Regions from separate parts of the Homo sapiens genome. Here regions 2 and 3 are each linked to region 1. The links are chromatin contacts, found by Hi-C in ENCODE. All regions are on one chromosome and are shown on one strand. The core of a region is the stretch at or near the end of the contact, and the rest is flanking DNA. Distances in the headings are between cores, read along the strand shown.

Region 1 (4,886 bases), core at 673-3,172:
CCCTTACCTTCCCTGCTCAAAGGGGCCCAAGCTGCTTTCTAAGGCTTTAAAAGGCCTCTTGGCTGGGTCTTTCCTGCAAGGGTGACCATCACTGGCATGCTCACTGCCCGGCCAAGAGGAGGCTGAGGTGGGGATGTAGGCAGAGTTGGGACTTGCTGGCTGGAGAAGAGGAGGAGAAGAGGCAGGGCACACACATCCCTGCTAGTGTATGAGACCCCCTCACAAAGCAAGACTGAGCCTGGGGTGGGAAATGGAGTTGGGGGGAGCTGGAGAAGCAGGCAAACTAAATTCCACCCTGGTTGTCCAGGTTCTTAAGAAGGCATATTGGTCAAAGTGGAGAGGAGAACACGTATTTTACCTAAGTTTGTTATCTTGAATTATAATTCAATATTTAGGCGGATGGTATGAGGGCCTCCATTCACACTCTTGCCCTGGAACTGGCAAATGTGAATGGAAGGCTGAGTAAAATCATAGTTTTGTGTTGTTGGCCTTTGAGTGTTCCATCTCTCTTACAATTTTAGTTTGTCACACCTTGCACCTTGTATGTGTAAGTAAAATTAATGGCATAGGAAAGAAACCAAAAGAAGTGAACAATAAGAGACTAAAGAAACTCTACAGGCCGGGCATGGTGGCTCATGCAAGTAATCCTAACACTTTGGGAGGCCAAGGTGGGTGGATCACCTGAGGTTGGGAGTTCAAGACCAGCCTGGCCAACATGGTGAAACCCCGTCTCTCCTTAAAATATAAAAAATACCAAAAAAAACAAAAATTATCTGGGTGTGGTAGCGCACACCTGTAATCCCAGTTATTCAGGAGGCTGAGGCACGAGAATCTTTTGAACCCGGGAGGCAGAGCTTGCAGTGAGCCGAGATCACGCCACTGCACTCCAGCCTGGGCAACAGAGTGAGACTCTGTCTCAAAAAAAAAAAAAAAAAAAAGGAAAGGAAGGCAGAGAAGCAGGCTAAGGCTTAATTTTTCTGCCCAGTGGGTTTTGAAATATGGTTGGCTTCCTTCAGGAAGCTTTTTCCCGACGTTGGTGATGATAATAAAACCTGATGCTTTCTATGTGCTGGGCCCACTTATAAACACTAACACATATTAACAATCGAATCCTAAACTAATCCTGTGTTAACAGCCTCCCACTTTACATATGAGGAAACCTGGGGTGACTTGCACACGGCTTGGCAGCTGGGACGTGGATAGGGAATGTACACCCAGGCAGTCTGGCTCCCGGGCTCCTGCTAGAGGATCCTACAGGACATTAGGAGCATTGTCCCTTAGAGCTGTCTGCACAAACGTCTGCTTCCCAAGCAACTAGTTATCAACTTTTCCCTCTCGCCAACGATACTGGCACCTGGAACAATCCTTAGATTCAGCACGGATTTTCGAGTAAGGGGTTGGTCCACTGTCGGGGCTGAGCACGGCTGTTTAGCATTTGAGGGTTTGTCTTTTTTTACTTGGTGTTTTGTGTCGCTTTTGAGTGCTGATATAATAGAACAAGCTTAGTACAGTGCCTGGCACTCAACAAATCCTGGCAAGAAAGGAGATCGAGGAAAAGAAGCAAGCGAGAGACGAAAGAAAGGGAGGGAATGCGCCTTGTAACATTAACGTAGCTTGTGCGAATCCTGGAAGGTGAGGGGAAAGGAGACACCGCGTCAAGGGAGAGAGGAGAGGGCACCGAGCGCCCGCCCCTCCGACGTGGTCCGCCCCGGCCTCACGACGCCCCGCCTCTGCCACGCCTCTTCCCCGCCCCATGCAGGTCTTCGTCCCGCCCCCCACAAAGCCGGCTTCCGCCCCGTCCCTCAGCGGCGCCCCGCCCCCACGGCGTCTTGCCCCGCCTCCTGCAGGCGGCCCGGCGCGGTGTTTACCCGCGGTGCATGGTGGGGCGGTCTCCTTCGGCAACCCCGGCCGAACGGCCACCCAGAGGCTGTGCTGAGCTGGCGCAGCGGCAGCAGCATGAGCCGGACCCTCGCATCGGCCGTGCCCCTGTCGAGTCCCGACTACTACGAGAGGCTGGGCCAACTCCAGCACGGGCTGCGGGACAGGTAAGGGCACTGGGGCGGGGGTGGGGAGTCGGCCCGCGCCGGGGGTCTTCCGCGTGCCCTGCCCCATTTTCCTTCCCGCTCCCCCGTCCGAGGTTCCCCGGGGCCCAGGCCCGCGCGCAACGCCCCCCAGGCTCCCAGTGGGGCCTGGAGGACAGTGTTTACTAGAGCCACCCCCTGTATTGGGGGTGGGAGCGGAGAGAGGTGAGAGACCGCCCCCGCCCCGTCAATAGCAGCTAAAGCCTGGTCTACGGTTTGAGGATGCGGCCGCGTCACAGAATTTGCCCAGAAGTGAAGGTGGGAGTTCTTCTGCCTGTCACTCTCCATCAAGCCTTGTGAGTTTCTCTTGTCCCCTTTTACACGCCCCCTCCCCACTCTCTTCAAATTGCCATCCCGCCGTGACAGCTGCACTGCATCAATGATGACAAGTCCTGGAACGCAGACGGTTGTGTGTGTGTGTGTCAAACATGTGCCCCCGTTTAAACTCAGGAGACTTTTAGGGGTAGCGAGGGCTGGCTAGATTTCCAGCGAAGGGATGAAATTTCCAGCTAGAGAAGTCCAGCTTCCAGAGGGTTCATGATGCCTTTGATTAAGATATGAAAGATGGGAACCACTGAAAACAGCTAGATCTAAGAGTGCATATAGAGAGAAAATTATACCGCAATGTACTATGAATAACCACGTAAAAGATAAATTGCTGGACCTCTTATTTAGCTGCTAAGTTAATTGGAGTTGTAACTCTCATTAGTTGACAAGAAAGGAAATACATTTTTGGATCTCTTGATAAACAAAACATTTAATGAGTGTTAAAAGTTACAAAATCATTCTAGTGAACAGGAGAGCTGTGTGCGTGACAGTGCTAAAATGATAACAATAATTACATGGAAAATAAAGGCAGAAGTGAGCGATTTTGAAAAGGAATTACATTTATCTTACGCTAGATTTAATTCTTGTCAGATATTTATAGAGCATCTACAACAGGCTTCCTTAATTGTCGTTAGCATTTTTTTTACCTTGTACTCCTTTTCTACGTCCTATTTTCTTTCTGACATGTCACCGCTCACCCATATCAGTGACCTCTTAATTTCTGACTTTAAAAAGAAATCTCTTCCTGTAGAGCCTTCCCTGTTTCAACCCATTCCCTAACTTTTGTGACTCTTGGCATTCTTACAGCACTCATAAATGGCATTCTTTTTGAACTATTAATTGTAAGTTATTTTTGTTTCCTGTGCTAGGAACACCTGGCTGTTTATAGTCCTTATGGCACAATAACTGTATAATAATTATGTACTTTATGATTAACACTTATTTAATTATTAAACAAGGTGAGGCTGTTGAAAATATATAAGGAATGTGAATCAAATTTTATAGCCTGTTCACGGTTCTGCATTTCGAGATTTGTTTTATTTTTAAGTCAGTACAAATCTGTTGCTGTGTGTGTTCATTTTTCATTTTAAGAATTTATAACTAACTCAAATTAATGCACACTGGACACAGTTATAGAGGCAAATAATTCTAGATACAGAAAAGGCTGCAGTAGAAATATCAAAACCTGGATTCTAGTCCACGAACAATTGTGTGACCTTGAGCAGGTTGTTCCACCTCTCTGAACCTTGGTTCTTTACCAGGAATGAGGGGGCTTGACTAATATGCAAAGTAAGGCCACAGATTTTTTTCTTTCTCTCTTTGCTAGAATAATGGGCCTTAAAGTAAAAAAAGAAAAAAAAGCTGAAAGCTGTAGTTTTGCAAAGCAATGTGTAAAGAATATTATTGTCTGTATCCAATTTGAGTGTTTGGATGTACCTTTTTGTTTGTTTGTTTATTTGTTTGAAACATAGTCTCACTCTGTCACCCAGGCTGGAGTGCAATGGCATGATCTCAGCTCACTGCAACCCCCACCTCCCAGGTTCAAGCGATTGTCCTGCCTCAGCCTCCCTAGTAGCTGGGATTACAGGCGCCCACCACCAACCCCAGCTAATTTTTGTATTTTTAGTGGAGATGGGGTTTCACCATGTTGGCCAGGCTGATCTCGAACCCCTGACCTCAGGTGATCTGCCTGCCTCTGCCTTCCAAAGTGTTGGGATTACAGGTGTGAGCCACTGCACCCGGCCTTGGTTGTACCTTTTTAAACAAAGAAACACAAAGCATCCCACTGATCACAGATACCACTGTCTCCTAAAATTCCTGAGTCATTTCATAGGGAGCAACCCTGGGTAGTCACAGCTGCTTTATCAATCCAGAAACTTCTGGGAAGTGGGAGACAAAAAAAAACTCCCTCTTTCTCAGCCCTTTTAGAGGTGGTCATTGCAATGTTAGCTGGTCAAATAACCAGCATATTTCCAGCCCAAGTCATGTTAGCTGTAGTTACACGTAGATGTAATTTTATCGTCTGAATGTTTTCCTATGTGTGTACAGTGTTTTTTCTGCATTGTGGTGAAAGTCAATAATTGAATCTAAAAGAGTCTAATGGAGTGACTTGTTACAGTGTGTATAGCACCCACAAGCATGGTAGAAACTTATAAGTGGAATTGGCTCTTACGGTTATACAAAAACATCCTTTTAAAAGGGCCCATTAGCCAGCCGCGGTTTTTTCAGTGCCTATATTGATTCAGAGTAAGATATCATAATAGTCTAGAAACTGACACTGAGATATTAGTAGAGTAAGCTGAAGATGGTATAGAATTGTGGTATCGAGACAAAAACAGAATAACAAGTGGCTTAAAAGTAGAAAACTCAGCAAGATAAGGACCACTTAGCTGTGTAAAACTGAAAGGTCCAAGTGAGGGGTGACTGAAAACATGAACTATGGGTAAGCATCCCAGGGATGGGTATTTCAAAGATTCT
Region 2 (4,551 bases), core at 395-2,894, 2.3 Mb before region 1:
ATTCTGCAATTAATATTCTGCTGTATTTGTTTTATGTATATGTCTACCTACGCTTGTATACATCCATCAATCCATCTTATTTTTTGATGCTTTTCAAATAAGTGGCAGACATCAGTGCTCTTCACCCCTATGGTGAATTTTGACAAATGCATACACTCATTATCCCTGAAGGTGTCCTTAGGCCCCTTTCCAGTTAAGTCTACCCCCAACTCCCAAGGTGAACTCTATTCTGATTTTTTTCCCACCATAGATTAGTTTTGCCTGTTTTAGAACTTCATATAAATGAAATTGTACATGGTGTAATCTTTTGTGTCCAGCTTCTTTCATTAGCAAAATATTTTCAAGTACCTGTGTTGTTATAAGGGTCCTCATTTTAAAACGAATAATTTGACAAGATCTTTGCAAACTGATCTTTACTTTAAAATTTTGGACTTCTCTGATGTGTATGTAAATACAGTAACCACCTTTAAATTAAATAGCCTAAATACAGTAACCACTTGAACTAAGCCTCTGAAACAGACATCTCTCCCATGTGTCTGTCAGACCTTGTCTTTCTGTTTTCATGCTCCCCACATCCCCCTACCTTGTTTAGCATTGATAAACATTTCAAAACTGCAGAGGGAATTTATCATATTTGTCTCAAGGGCACAGCGCTTTTGATTTACTGTGTTCAGTAAGATGCAGGGGGCTAACCAACCTCTTAGGATTAACTGCATTTGACTTACCTTCAAAAGGTCATCAGCAGTACATCCTTAGTAGGCCTCACAATAGTGTGTCCACAATACGGGTTAGTGGGAGTGATTGAAAGGCTTGGAGAGTTGTCCTTCTGGGTTTGCTCTGGTTGGGCGATCAGAGTCCATAGCACTGGGTGGGAAAACATGAAAGAAAATAAGTGAAAGTGACATGTTCCTCCAGAATAGCTAAAGGTCAGCGCTCACCCCATTCAACCACTGTATTCCCTAGACTTAGCATGAGGCGGTTTCTAAAAATCAAAGCCACACTTAGCGTGGTAATGTGGCTTTGTACCATGTCAACCTAGCTAAGCGGGAACTACGTTTCCCAGAATTCCTTGCCTGTAGGTTTCCGGGGTTAGCACACGCCACGTGACCTGATGCGGGCTTCGTGAGGCGGAAGTGACGCAGTGTTGTCGTCTCGTAGGCTTGAAAGGTAGGTGCCCGACATTAGGGACTGTCGCAGCCCGGGGAATTGTCCCCATCTGCTGGCTTACCTTGTGGGCGTGGATCCCCTCTAACTTTCCTAATTCCCGGGCGGCCCGCGGGCCTGCGGCAGATTCAGCTCTCAGGACTCCACTTTCAGTTTCTTCCACTTCTGGGGCAGGCTGCTTGTCCTGCCACTCTCAGGCCCCCCACCAGACACGGCAGCAACAGCTGTTCCTAAGTGTTCAACTCGCTCCTTCCCGCAAATGTAGAAGCTCAAATCCCTATAGCAAATTCCATATTCTATGTCATTCTTAATGCTTCCGTCTCTCTGGTTGAATCTAGATTGGATACAATCAGTGATGCACATTTACCAGACAGAGGATGTGCAGCGTTTACTGTTGATTTCTCTCTTTTCCTCCCTATCACCTCAGTTTAGTTCCAGGATCCACACTCCTCCACCATAGTCAGGAGATTCAGGGAAAGTTGGCAGGGTTCAGCTTTCAAGTTGACCCTTGATGAACCATGGTCAATCCTGTTAAGAGGCGTGAAAGCCAATCCCAGCCAATGAGACTGGGGAGAAATCACTGAAGAACTTGTGGAAAACAGACCCTCTGGATAAAAGACACGTGTGGGGAAAAAGGGGCTTTTTAATGTTATTCTGGATGTTTCCCAAAAGTACTGCTGCTGCCTTGCCTCCCTGACAGACACTGGCCTTAGGATGACATGCGGCAGGAAGGAAGGACGGATCTGGGGTTTTTCAAGACTCACTGAGATGCACAAGGAACCAACCCTCAAGTAGCCAACTCGTTCCTGTTTGCATGTGTCGACTGAAAAGAATCAAAATAAACAAAATATAACTATTTCTAAGAGGTTACAACTTGCAGGCAGGAAGCAGGCCTCTACCTGAGGCCATAAAGCATACTTTGAAGGAGAAAAGGTAGGTATTTATGCTAGGTGGAGAGGTAGGATATACGTATTCTGTAGCATACAGGAGAAGCCTATGAAAATTCATGGAGGAAACTCGTTAGAGACACGCACTGGGCTTACATATGAAGAATATCCAAAAGCGGATGACCTGTGTTCACTCTGGGGTGAAGATTTAACATTTAAATGTATTATAATTAGGCTGTAAATGCAAAAAGGTGAAACATAGGGCACAAGTTCACGATCTGTGCAATCTCCAGAGACCAGTCTGATCTAGCCTGCAGCTGGCAGTCATCTGTCAAGAAGGGGCTCTTTGTAGCCCAGAGTAGCTGTCAGGTTGGAACCATAAAACCAAAAGGAGGGCATCGGCGGTTAGGTGAAGAAAAGAAGTCTTTTGGCCTTTTTTCCTCTTCAAGTCAGCTTTTGATAAGATCTAGTAATAATAAGGGGATGGGTGTGGCTGCAGGTGGGACATGTCGGTTCTCTGTCCTGTCACAGCTAAGAACTAAGAACTTTAGAGTCTTTCAGCCATAGAGGGTCCTGTCATCCATTGAAGGGATCAGTCCATTGGGATTTTGCCAGTTTTAGCATTGATGCTGTGTCCTGGGAAACCCCTGAATACTTATCATAGCAGAAGTTCAGCCACTGTAGCCCTACCTCAGGACCGCTTTTATGGGAAAGAATAATTCCTTTAACTGCTTGAGCCATTTGAGTTGTGGCTGCTTTTGGTACTTGTAATAAATTGAAAGCATCTTGAATGTTCTGGGACAGTAAAAGAATGTGCCTTTGTTTCTGACAGCAATTATAAAATCAATTATATGTTTATATTCTAAAAAATGTTTTGAGTAATGCTGACATCATTGGAAAAGTGCATCACTTAGAAAATGTATCTGTGTGTCAATTTTGTTTGTTCAAAATCAGTTTCATTAATTTGTGGGAAGATACACCTTGTACATTTTACCTAATTAAAAAAAATATTGCCAGTTGAGTATACTTGTGATATATTCAAAGATAAATAAACTTTTTCAATTTTAGATATTCATATGTCTTTGGGCCTTTGTTTAGTTTTGTCCTAAAATAGGAATGCTTTTATATGGGCCAGATTCCTGCAGTGATGATATCTGGGAAGGAAGGGAGGGCATGATCTTTGTTCTATGTGTTTAAAAGTCTCAAATGAGTTACTGGGATGTAAAAAATATATTCGCACATGAGTTTGGTACAGTTCGGTGATTTTTTTTTTTTTTTTTGAAAGAAAGAAAGGTTTCCAAGGCTTGACACTGTCCTGTGGGTGTGGTCAATTAATTGCATTATTGGTCCCGACTCTTTACACCTACCCTTTGCCATGTAGCCTGGTAGTGGCCTCTCACTATGACACTAGGATTTCCCATGTGATGTTCTTTGGCCAATAGGTGCAAGCAAAGGTTTGAAGAGCACTGGGGAGTTGGGATTGTTTGCTCATATCTCTGCTTTCATGATGACAGTGTGCCTTGGTTAGCCTGGGGAGAATGAGTGTCACATGGTCCAAGCACCACTATTGCCACAGCTGATGATAAGTCAGATAACTGCCAGATTTAAGTGGGCCCAGAGGAGACCAGAAGAATCACCCAGCTGAACCCAGCCTAAATTGCTGACACATTAACTCATGAGCTAAATAAATGCTTATTGCTTTAAGCCACTAAGTTCCGGGGAGGTTTGTTGTGTAGCATTATTGTGGCAATTCATAACCAAGACATCTTTAAAGCATTAGGGACATTTTGGGAAGGGCTGTAAGAGTTAAATATGTTGGCTTTATAGGCAGTTGTACCTTACACAGTTTAACTCAGAAGTTACTCAGTAATCACCCATTTATGCATGTGTATGTCTTATTCAAAGATGTGTGCAACAGTACCATTTTAAGTATATATGTGTGTCTTTATGCCTTTTGCCTTGCCCCAAAATGGGAGTGCCCTCAGATGGATCACATCCCACCAGTGGGAGCTGGTTTCTGTTTCACATGTGTAATAGTTATTGGGGGTTTTAGGAATGGGTTTTTCTATGTTTGGTGTAATTAAGTGATTAAAGACTACATCCACCAGATTCCTGTGTAACTTCCTTACAGTAGTTTATGACCATGTTGGGGTTGTTTCCTACAGTTCTGATGGGAAATCATATGTGACTAAATTTAAGTTAATTATAATTAAATAAAATTAAGAATTCCATTTATCATTTGCACCAGCCATGTGTTAAATGCTCAGTAGCCACATACAGCTAGTGGCCACTGCTTTGGCCAGCACAGATACAGAACACTTTTGTTACCTCAGAAAATTCTATCCGGCAGTGTTGGTCTCAATGCTTAGTTCACATTTTTTATTTACAGAATCTTTTCTGCCTAAACTTCTAGTTTCTGCTGACCAGTTGCTTATGACAGATCCTCACTCTGGACCTCCCAGGAAAAATATTATTGTTCCCCAGTTTATTATATAAAACT
Region 3 (5,000 bases), core at 73-2,572, 3.0 Mb before region 1:
GAAGGCTCACTGATTTACAGGGGAAAATATCTAGGATATACCACGAATAAAAAGAAGTCTAATATAATTTTTAAAGAGAAATATGCAAATACACCCTGAACTGAATTTCTTCTCAAAGTTCATTACAGCAAGAACTCCATTTTCCAATTCAGTGGTACATTCTCTCTAGGCTGCAAAAAATGCTGTGGACAAAATGACATTTGGAAAAGGTATCTTTAAAGATACCTTTAAGAGCAATAGTCCCCTTATGCCATTTACGCTCACATAAGAGACTGGAATAGCAAAGCACTATGAACAGTAATGAATGTTGTAAAACTCCCTGGTGAGGCTTAATCAATACTGCCTATAGCCGTGTCCACCGGAAGAAGCTCGTTCTCTGTGAATTCTAGTGGGAAAGAATGATTGAATGATGAACACGTTTTCACTGGTTGCTCTATCAGATACTTAAAAGTTTCTGGGAGGCCTTGCCTTTTTTACCCGAGGAAGAAGTGAAAATGCGTCTTGCACAATTGCTTAACTATTCCCAACGCAAGACTTCTTTATATCATTTATTTCCCTTGTATTACTGGCGCGGAAACTTGGGTGTAAAAGTGATCACAAAGATTACATGGGGCCAGGCGCGGTGGCTCACGCCTGTAATCCTCTCGGGAGGCTGAGGCAGGAGAATCGCTTGAATCCGGTAAGGTTGCAGTGAGCCGAGATCGCGCCACTGCACTCCAGCCTGGGCGATAGACAGAGACTCTGTATCAAAATTATAATAATAATAATAATAATAATCCGAGCCTGACCAGTCGCCCCACAGCGTCAAGGTGAAACCAGGTGACCGCGACTACAGCGTTTAATAATGGGTCCTCAGGCAAAAACTCCACGGATGGGAACCCCGCGCCTCTGAAGCTGCCTAACGAGGCGGTCTCCTGGTGGCGCCTGCCCCGCCAAAGGAGCAATGAGGGGGCTGCGTTTAGGCGAAGCCGGTATTGGGCGAAGCTTCTGGATCAGTCAGGGGCTCAGAAGGGACGTCTGTGGGAGAGGGGTCAGCACGGTATCCAGACCCCGCCCGGGGTGAGGTTGGTACTGAACTGACTGAGGGGCATGGAACCCCCACCCTCCACCCTGGTAAGGTGCCGGGGCCAGTTTGGGCCGGGACTCCTAGAATTTGAATCGGGGGTGGTCTAACGCTGTCGCCTGCGGGGTGTGCAGGAGGCCCCTAGTGAAGCCAAGAGTTCGTAGAGCCTGGGCGCCGCTCTATGCTCGGCTCTCGATTGCTCACGCCTGGCAGCGGCGAGCGGCGCACGCGACGGCTGGGGCTCTGCGCTCGAGGGGTCGAGCCTGGGCAGTACAGGCGGCGGTGCGCACTCTGCGGCGGCCTCTGCGCCTCGGGCGGGCGGGAGAGAGAGGCCGCGGCCGCCAGCGTGGGGATGTCTAGGAGCTCGAAGGTGGTGCTGGGCCTCTCGGTGCTGCTGACGGCGGCCACAGTGGCCGGCGTACATGTGAAGCAGCAGTGGGACCAGCAGGTCGGTGTCACGTGACCGTCTCTTCCGGGCCCGCGCGCGCGGCGTCGACCTGGGGCCTCTCGTGGTCTCTGCCCGCTCGGTTCCTCAGCTCCTCTTCGTGTCTTTCCCCCGCGGTGGCGCGGCCCTGCACCCCACGCGTTTGCGGCTGCGGCCGGCGGCCGCTCTGCTGGGCTCCGGGCGCTGCAGCTCCCGGCGGGCGTGTGCAGCCCGCAGATTCAGGACGACCCGGCTGCCCGGCTTAGCGCCTTTGGAGCTCCGCGCTGAAGGGGCCTTGCTCCGCACAGGCACGGCACGCAAGCTTTTGGGGTGCCCAGTGGCTCTGTTTTCAAGTCACAGCCGGCCCGCAGGGTGCGGACCTTTCCACATCTCACTTGGGCCGCTAGAAAATAGAAGGTGGGGAAGGAGTTTCTTGGGGTGCATTCTGCAAGCTACCAGCCTCCCTCCTGGCCCAAGGTTGGGGTTAAAGCCTAATGTGTTTTACGTGCTATTGATTTTATCCCATGGTAAGGGAGCCCCCCTTCCCCGTACTCACTCTCCATGCCTTTGACCAAGATAATTTGGTGAGATGTTTGCACTTCTCGTTTAAATGAACAGTTTGCTATGGAAACTAGAATCTGGGAACGATAGAGATAACAGTCTCCAGATTTTTTTTTTTGGTACTTTTATTTCAGGAAATATCCGTGACCTGCTGATCAGCAGTGACTATTCTGTCCTCTCAGTTCATATTTTCTTTCTTATTCAAGTTGACAGACCTTTAATGGGTGATTACTGTGTGGAAGCTACCTCACTAAGCACCTTGGGAATACAAAGATAAGGAAACTCCACTCTTCCAGAGTCTATCAGTGATTCACGACCTTGCTGAGAACAGGGTCATTGGTGAATTTTCAGAAAACAACTTGGCAGTGATTGGGGTTGAACCTAGTTCACCAAGGGTGAAAATAATGGACTGGATGAATCAAGAGTAAACAGTCTTTTCTTGATTTGCCTACCCAGACCTTTGGACTGTGCTATGTGCTTGATATACAGAGATGAAGTGGATGAGGTCTTTGTTCTTGGTGTTCACAGACTGTGGAAATTAGAAGAGAGGAAGCATGTGATGGTACAAGAATTTTGACGAGGGGTTGAGATGACTTAACAATGAAAGGGCACAGGAGAGATCAGAGATTTGGGATTAAAATGTGCTCCTAAGGGGCTGGCTTTTGGAATAGAGGCAGAAGACTTCCGCCTCTTACAAGGAAAAGTAAAAGATGTTGATCCTGGGAAAACTTGAGATGGAGTAAAATTTAGTATGACAGATGATCTGACGTCAGTGAAGTGATGTTTGAAGGGTTTGGGTAGGGATGGATTAGAGCTTGGCTTTGGACCCTAACTGAACATCAAATGTTCCCGGAAAGTTTTTACAATGTGACTAAGGCTTGGTCCCCACCCCAGACCATTTAAACCAGAATCTCCTGGGGATGGGGACCTGGTTCAACAATGTTTTAAAAGTAACCCAGAGAATTTTAACACAGGACTAAGCACCATTGTGTTACAGAGTGGAAAAGTGGTTATTTGGAAGTTAGAGCTGAAGAACCAAAATAACGTGTGTGTGTGTGTGTGTGTGTGTGTGTGTGTGTGTGTGTGTTTATTTTTTTTCCTTTTATGTCCGGTTCTTCATTAGGGGCTTACATTGTATTAATAGCAGTGGGAAAGACTAGGACAAATGATTAGCACAGTGGATGTGTCGGAAGGTTCAAGGAAGCAAGAAATTAAATAATGAATATTGATTCCTGACCGTCTACCACATACCAGGCAGTGTATTAAGCACTTTATGTATATCATCTGTAATCCTCACAGTAACCTAGCAAAAATTAAGCAGTGCTACATGAGGAGCCAGAGTTCTAGGTGTTAGGGTTGGAAGAATAAAGAGGTCTTTAGTGATTAGTAAGGAAAGTTGTTAGAAAGGTAGTTCAGTGAGGGTCACAGGAAGGATGTGTGAGGCAATCAGCATAGACCTTGAAACCTAGAGGAAGATAGCAAATGATGGGATGGAGAGCCAGATCATAAGCACACGTGACATCTCTGAGAAGGAAGGGTAGGATCTGGGAGGCAGGTGTGGAAGGAATGATTCTGGTGAATGGTGTGGGCTTGGGAGGGTGGGTATCGGTGTGTCATGGTGTAAGAAGCACAGGACAGGAAGACCTGCAGTTGGGGGAGTGGAATAAGCACCTCCGTTTTTGTCTCAGTGGTGATCTTGCCAAGGGTGCATGGTTCAAGACAGTTGTGTTTCAGTTGAGTTATATCAATCCCGGGACTCCTTCAAATCCCTCATAATGAAGCTGTAGGCCTGGAGGAGGTCCAGCAAGTAGGTATTATATTAGGTGAGTTTTTAAAAATAGGTAAAATAATTTGGAAAAAACCCCACAAACATACGCAGGCCCTGGGCCCCACTCCCATTAATTCTACTCTATATAGCCACTATTAAAAACCATTTATTGGCCAGGCACGGTAGCTCATGCCTGTAATCCCAGCACTTTGGGAGGCTGAGGCAGGCAGATCATTTGAGGTCAGGAGTTCGAGACCAGCCTGGCCAACGTGGTGAAACCCCGTCTCTACTAAAAATACAAAAAAATTAGCCAGGCCTGGTGGCGCACGCCTGTAATCTCAGCTACTGGGGAGGCTGAGGCACAAGAATCGCTTTAACTCAGAAGGTGGAGATTGCAGTGAGCTAAGATCGTGCCATGGAGCCAAGATCTCCAGCCTGGGTGACAGAACGAGACTCCTTCTCAAAAAAAAAAAAAAAAAACCAATAAAACAAAACAAAAAAAACCCTATTTATTTATTTTGAGATGGGGCTTGTTCTGTCACCCAGGTGGGAGTGAAGTGGCACAATCTTAGCTCACTGCAGCCTGTGCCTCCCAGGCTGAGGTGATCCTATCACCTCAGCCTCCGGAGTAGCTGGGAACACAGGCACACACCACCACTCCCTGCAATTTTTTTTTTTTTTTTTTTTTTTATTTTTATTTTTGCTAGAGATGGGATTTTGCCATGTTGCCCAGGCTGGTCTAGAACTTCTGAGCTCAAGCAGTCTGCCTGCCTTGGCCTAAGATTACAGGAGTGCTGGGATTACAGGAGTGAGCCACCACGCCTGGCCTAAAACCTTTAGAGTATTTTGTGAGCAATAAACTATAAAATGTTAGTTATTAGTAATGACTGATGTTTTTAAAAGTCTCTTCTTGGGTGCCAGGTCCACGTTCTGAAGTGCTGTGGTTTTTTAGTGCTTACTAAGGTAACTACCATTGATGAGCATTTATTTTTTCCGCTGGTAGTAGCATCCTTCTTTTTCTTCTTTCTCTGTTATATAATTAATTAATAATTCTGCATGATTTTTACATTGTTAACTTTACATGCTAGAAGCCAAGTTGAGATTTTAGTAATCTGCATTTTTTCTGTTGGTGTTTATTGTTCAGCTAGGATAAGTGCTAACAGAAGAGTAGTTTAGAGTGTTAC

The links. Hi-C counts contacts between places; a loop is a spot of excess contacts on that map. Pooled maps may share reads with other maps.
Region 2: a map of B cell shows a loop between it and region 1 (22-fold over the local background). The contact joins the promoter of LINC00652 here to the promoter of KIZ in region 1. A Hi-C loop is called at or near these places in 3 of 168 maps with a recorded cell type or tissue (B cell, CD4-positive, alpha-beta T cell and naive thymus-derived CD4-positive, alpha-beta T cell) and 9 of 50 pooled maps.
Region 3: a loop to region 1 is called in a map of B cell, with 16 times the contacts of the local background. The contact joins the promoter of KAT14 here to the promoter of KIZ in region 1. A Hi-C loop is called at or near these places in 3 of 168 maps with a recorded cell type or tissue (B cell, CD8-positive, alpha-beta T cell and ascending aorta) and 9 of 50 pooled maps.

The regions. Positions count from the first base shown.
Region 1 is chr20:21,124,160-21,129,045 of GRCh38, forward strand. It overlaps KIZ (kizuna centrosomal protein), which reads left to right and starts at 1,923. Exons shown (of 13, transcript NM_018474.6): 1 at 1,923-2,045. The coding sequence starts at 1,957. RefSeq lists enhancers at 1,392-1,491, 2,392-2,441 and a silencer at 1,652-2,231.
Region 2 is chr20:18,792,940-18,797,490 of GRCh38, forward strand. It overlaps LINC00652 (long intergenic non-protein coding RNA 652), which reads right to left and starts at 1,645. Exons shown (of 4, transcript NR_026883.1): 1 at 1,229-1,645; 2 at 726-864. It overlaps LCDR (lysosome cell death regulator), which reads left to right and starts at 1,110. Exons shown (of 1, transcript NR_026885.1): 1 at 1,110-3,126. RefSeq lists an enhancer at 786-1,325.
Region 3 is chr20:18,136,541-18,141,540 of GRCh38, forward strand. KAT14 (lysine acetyltransferase 14) reads left to right here and starts at 1,323. Exons shown (of 11, transcript NM_001392073.1): 1 at 1,323-1,511. PET117 (PET117 cytochrome c oxidase chaperone) reads left to right here and starts at 1,323. Exons shown (of 2, transcript NM_001164811.2): 1 at 1,323-1,511. The coding sequence starts at 1,416. RefSeq lists a silencer at 1,692-1,811.